Linked DNA regions of Homo sapiens: region 1 is linked to region 2. Evidence: chromatin loops called from intact Hi-C (ENCODE). Cell type or tissue: Calu3. All regions are shown on one strand. Links, peaks and the distances in the headings refer to the core of each region. The heading gives the core; the rest is flanking DNA. Region 1 overlaps WDPCP (WD repeat containing planar cell polarity effector). Region 2 has its middle 13 kb from the start of OTX1.

The links. Peaks named below come from ENCODE experiments on the same cell type or tissue, not always from the same donor. Only the 100,000 strongest peaks of a DNase experiment are listed, where the experiment ranks them.
Region 1: it touches region 2 in a loop (2.1-fold over the local background); 10 of 110 quality-filtered maps call a loop at or near these places.

Annotation. Positions count from the first base shown.
Region 1 is chr2:63,485,258-63,488,191 of GRCh38, forward strand. It overlaps WDPCP (WD repeat containing planar cell polarity effector), which reads right to left. Exons shown (of 18, transcript NM_015910.7): 3 at 2,190-2,237; 4 at 1,285-1,329. Among named protein-coding and RNA genes, the nearest start is that of WDPCP, 100 kb to the right of the region's middle. In Calu3, for the core only: a CTCF peak has its summit at 1,793; no DNase peak of the experiment used is centred there.
Region 2 is chr2:63,062,664-63,065,597 of GRCh38, forward strand. No RefSeq gene overlaps it. Among named protein-coding and RNA genes, the nearest start is that of OTX1, 13 kb to the left of the region's middle. In Calu3, for the core only: no CTCF peak of the experiment used is centred there; a DNase peak (open chromatin) is centred at 1,738.

The DNA.
Region 1 (2,934 bases), core at 324-2,823, 420 kb after region 2:
GTAATTCATGGTAAATGATGTAGTCTTTACTAACTTTTTCATGTAAATAATTAAATGTTCAATCCAAAAGAAATTCCAAATTCTACAAGTAACCTACTCAGACCTAAAAAAAAAAAAAAATTATCATGAGTAAATGAATATAATGAGCAAAGAAATAAAATGAAAAGAAATAAAAAATAAAACTGTATGTAAAAATATATGAAGTTAAGCATTAAAGCTCCACATTTTAAAACTATGGAAAAATCTGAGGGAAATCCAAGTTTTAACAAATTAGGCCCTAATAGTGCTCTTTTTAATTTAAAACAGTTATCTTTAAAGTATACACCACAATTGAATAATGATAAGCCTTCGTTTTGCTTTAAATAAATTAAGTGAAGGATAAAATTATTTAGTAGAGTCATGTTAGCCTAAAATAAATTAAAAATAGTTCTGTTTAAAATAATTTAAAAATGTTAAACATGTCTATTTTATCAGAAAAATGAATTCATCTTTGGATTCTCCTCATTAATAATTCTAAATGAGTTATATGTGTATTTGTGCTTACATGTGTGTTATATGTACATATACATATACATAGTATACATAGATACTTAAATTTAAGAGTAGAATTGCTATACATCTTATTTCAGCAAATGAATTTGGGTCTATAAACAATTTTGATGTAGAACGTATATGCAAATTTTTAAATCTGTGTTGCAGCTACTAATACATTATTTTTTAAAATTAAATGTCAGTTCAACCATTTAAAAAACAAGAGAACAAATGGGATTTTCAGCTCTAGCTATAATCCAAAAAAATTTTAATGTATGTTTAATTCTATGTCATTAAAACCGTATTACATTGTCGCCATAATATATACAACATACTTATATACTGGAGATCAGAAAAGACTAGAGTGAATAAAATGCTAATACTGATATTACAAATACTATTTTCTTAAAAATGGGTAAGACATGTTAACAATTTAGGCAAAGTATGAATAATTAAATGTTACTATCAGAATTTAAGCTTGGTATAATTATCCTAAATATACTAATATATAGTTCATTATGAAATTTTATGTTTATATAAACAAACATTTTATCAAAATTGAATAGAGATTTCAACGATCTAAATTAGAAAGGCCTGACAAATACAATTGTTACTTATATGTTTATATTCCTAAGTAATAGGAATTTAAAAAATTTGGAGGGAATAAAGTTTCCTCTTTGTTCCAGATGAATATTTTATAATACTGAACTTTACAGTTTTATAATAATTCCAAAAAATATAAAGTAAGCTTACACTCTGCCAGCTTCTGCTTCTTTTCTAAGTTACCATGCTCTGTCGCTGATATTGTGGCAGAAGGGATAGAAAGAAAAAAACAAAAGTAGAATTTATTTTTATTATAATGCCTTGTATTTTAATATGTACATGTATAAGGTATTATTAACATTACATGCATTATTGAGATTAATAAATTATGCTTAGGTTCTAAAAGGACAGTTGAAAAAAATGCCATAATTTGGATGTTTTCATTTCATAGAGATATTTCCTAAATTTGCAGTGAAAGGGCACAAAAGGTGGACCAATATCCTGAGCTTCCAATCTGATCAGATAGGAAAGAGAACTGCAACAGAGCCCAGAACAGAAGCTGCTTCAGTCTGTCATCAGAACCATGAAGTCAGCCTATTAACCACTAAGCTAAGCACACAGGCTGCTCACACAAGCCCACTTCAACGGAGACCAAAACAGGAAGTAACTCTAGCTAGAAAGACCTTTTGGCCCATCATAAAACTTCTGGGATTAGCAGGATTAATCAGATAAAGAAAATTGATCATTCACTCAGAAATGCCTATTTCAGATATCAGGTGAGGATCCAGGAGGCCAGCATCAGTAGGACCCATGCATTAACAATGCCCTCTACTGGGACACTGATAAATAAATGTGAATAGACTGCCCTATAATCAGCCTGATCAGCAGTAAAATGAAAATTTTCATGTCTTTCTACAGCATTTTCTCGATACTACTTTATTTTATATAGAACAGATAGATATCAACCTCAGCATTTTTCTAAAGAACTGAAGGGACTTTTCTTAAAATTCTAGAATTTATCTAAAGCTCATGAGAAGAGAGCTTTTAATGGTCAGTATTTCATGGTTTAGAATATTTAGTTAATAAAAATTAATTGCACAGAATAGGTACTTTACCTGGTGGATCTTTCTTGTCATAATACTGGTAGATCCCAATGTCTCTATCTATAGAAAGGAAGAAATAACATTAAATTATGATTTAAAAGTCCCAGAGAATAAGAAGCCAAGCCATACTATATTAGGGGAAGGATAGGGAGAAAAGCAGAAACAGTCTCCTTATGCTACTAGAAATAAAATGGCTCAAAAGCATCCGGAGATGAGTTCGTCTATTCTAGGGATATGCAGAAACTGGAAAGTTTATCAATCTAATGAGAAAAGATTTACACAAAACTAGAATGGCATGAGAAAAAGATTAGTAAAGAACTGAAATCAAGAAACACCAAGTTTTCTCTTTCACACATCCTCTGATATTTTTCACAGGGTTCTACCAAAAGGAACTGCCACTAAGCAATGCCAGATGAAATCAGTGGATGGAAGAAAATGCCCTGTTGGATTCTGAGCTGTGGTTTTCTTTTCTCCAATTTAGCTCAAGAGTCTAGTTCCTATTCTACGGCATTTGGGAGAAATCCACAGACGAGAAAGGGAAGATTAGAGGAACGTTTGGATACATTATTATCTGAAACTTGTTTAGACAGGGAAAACCCCTTCTAAACCTAAATTCGGACACTTTGCTGGGGCTACCTAAGAAGCAAAGCTGGGCTTCCCAGATGTCAAGATTCATTTAACCAAGGAATTATTCCAGTTTAAATATAAGAGAACAAAATAATTTTGTCCATTTTCTTCATATCTATGAATAATAAAA
Region 2 (2,934 bases), core at 326-2,825:
GCATGAATATTTGACCTCATCCAGAGCTATTGCGTCAAATCTTGATTTCATTGCTGGTGTTTCATTGCTCAAATCCATGTTTCTAGCCCAGACTTCTCTGTTAGACTTCGGATACCATACCTGTACATGAACTAAATAGAGGCTATTGAATTTAAGCCCTTAGGGAAGTTAATGATATGATGTCTGGGACTTGCTTCAGAATAGTCAAGGAAGAGAGAGAGTAGGTCAAAAATAGAAGAAATAAGATTAGCCTTGAGTTGATAATTTTTGAAGCTGAGGGAGAGAACTAAGACTTTATTATACTATGCTTTTGTAGATTTAAATTTTTTTCTCTACTGTGAATAAAAGATATTTCATTAGTTCGTCAAAAGTAGTCTTTGTAGTAGATTGAAAAAAATTGCGCTTCCCATGCTTTGGTGTTTGTACAATATTATTCACATATATTGTTTTCTTTAAGTTGCCCAAGTCTTGTGAAGTTGGCAATGGTAAAGTGAGACTAAGTGGTTTGGTCACTTATTCAAGGTTGCATTATTGGTAGGTAGCAGATCTTGGTACTCAGTCTTCAGATTCCATTCTCATTTGCTCTAAGATGTACCTAAATTTTTAAGTATATTAACAAACATTAATTTTAAAATACATAACATATCATTTGAGAATCTGATTGCCAGATTAATATTAACAAAACATGCTTCATCTAAATTCAAGTTGTAAAAATTTGAGTTTCGGTCATTGAAAATTATGTCTTGGGATATTCTTACCTGTTTCTGGGCATCACTTAAATTTCATTTTAATGAGTTTTCTGAGAGATATTAACATTAATTAAGGAGACTAGTGATACCAAGTCTCATCTTTCTATTTTCCCCATTAATTCCTTATTAATTTTAATTTCTTACTAATTTTCATTTCTAAGTAATTAAAAAATTTGTTATTGGTGGGTTCATATTTATCAGTGGTGTTTTCTGTTCTTGACTGAGCCTTCTTTGCTCAGAATATTGCTACATTATAGGAGTTCTAATCCAGAGAATAAGTTTAAACCAGATATGGAGTTGGGATTAGATTAGTGGCTCTGTATTTGAGGCTTAGTTTATGTGTAAGTAAACATTAAGGTTTTTTTTTCCCCTAACTACACTAACTTGGAAACATCTATTTTTGAGTTTTGAAGCTTGTAGAGTGATTTTTAAAATCTCACTAATGGCAAATCCTTGTCTTTTTGGGTAAATTTTATTTTTCAGAGCTAAGTCTGGAAATTAAGAAATGGGTTAACAAGTTGGGTGGCAGAGATCATATCACTATAGGTCTTTTTTATGGAAAAGCAAAGAGCCAAAGTCTTGTTTAAGTTGTACCTTTATTCTTCAGGTTTTTAAAAACCCTTATTTTATGATTCTATTCATGCTAATGACTTCTTCAGTCTTCCCCTTACTTGATGTGAAAAATAAACGTTGTCTATTCATGTTTATTATGTTTAGAGAAAATAAATAGCACCTATTTTCTCCCTGTATTTTCTCAGTTGAGGCATCAACTTTATCGTGTACTCAGCTCAGCACCTGATAATCCTGCATACCTTTTATTTGGACTTTTTATTAGGAACTGAGATTTTTCTTTACCCTGAGATTGTATTCCAGTTAATAAGTCAGCTAAACCTTTTATCCAAGAGAGATTAGAAATCAGCGGGCTTCCTAGTGCTAAGAGAAACCTAAGAGGTTGCACTAAGTTTTCCTGTAGTCTTAGGCCTTGGCACAGTGCCAGACACAAGGTAGGACTCAACAGTGTTTATTGAGTGAATGAAAGAGTGAAGCCCAGTCATCAGCCATGAAGCAGATTTATATCATATCTGTAATTCTTCTCAGATACAGAATTGCCTTTGTGTCTTTGTGATTTTTAAAGTTGGTTTTGAATGGATTTGATAGCATCCTTTCTTAATCTCTTTTGATCATCCTTATAAATAAGACTTTTTTGGTTCTCACTATCACATCTCTTTCCAAATTTATTTCATTAAAATTCTATGTTATAAAATTATTTAAAAGTTTGTAAAATGTATATGTACATTTTATCAAATGGTTATCAACTTAACACCATGTAATCACTACTCCCACGTCAAGAAATAGAATATTATTGGGACCACAGAATTTTTTAGGTTATTCTTTATCCATCATAATCTCTTCTGTCTCCCCAGGGGTAACTGCTCTTCTGTTGTTCGTGTTACTGACACTCCTTTACTCACCATGAGGTTATGTCCCAATAAACCCATAGTAAGTTAAAAATATCGTAAGTTTATTGGCTAGAGTCAAATAAAAAAAAGGGAAAATATTGTAAGTCGAAAACACATTTAATACATCTAACCTACCAAGCATCAGAGTTTAGCTTAACCTACCTTAAATGTGTGAAAAGCACTTATATTAACCTACAGTTGGGCAAAATAACCTAACAGAAAGCCTATTTTATAATAAACTGTTGAATATCTCATACAATTTATTGAGAACTGTACTAAAAGTGAAAACCTGAATGAATACACGGGAGCTTAACATATGGTTTCTACTGAATGTGTATTGCTTTTGCACTATCATAAAGTTGAAAAATCCTGAAATGAACTGTTGTAAGTTGGGAACTGTCTATAATTTTTTCTTGCATTTCTTTTCTATCTTAACCACCTCTATATGTATTCCTAAACAATTATAGATCTATTTAGCCAGTTTTGAATTTTATAAGAATAAAATTATATTGTATTATCTTTGTAACTATTTTCACTTAACATTGTAATGTTTATAATTATGTATCTGTAGCTTGTTCATTTTTATTGCTGTATGTTGTATAATATTACATAGTGTGAATATACCAAAATTTATCTGTTTTACTGTTGATAGGTGTTTGGGTTGTTTCCAGTTTGGGACAGTTATAATGGTGCCACTCTGAACATTCTTTTATGCATATCCTGAT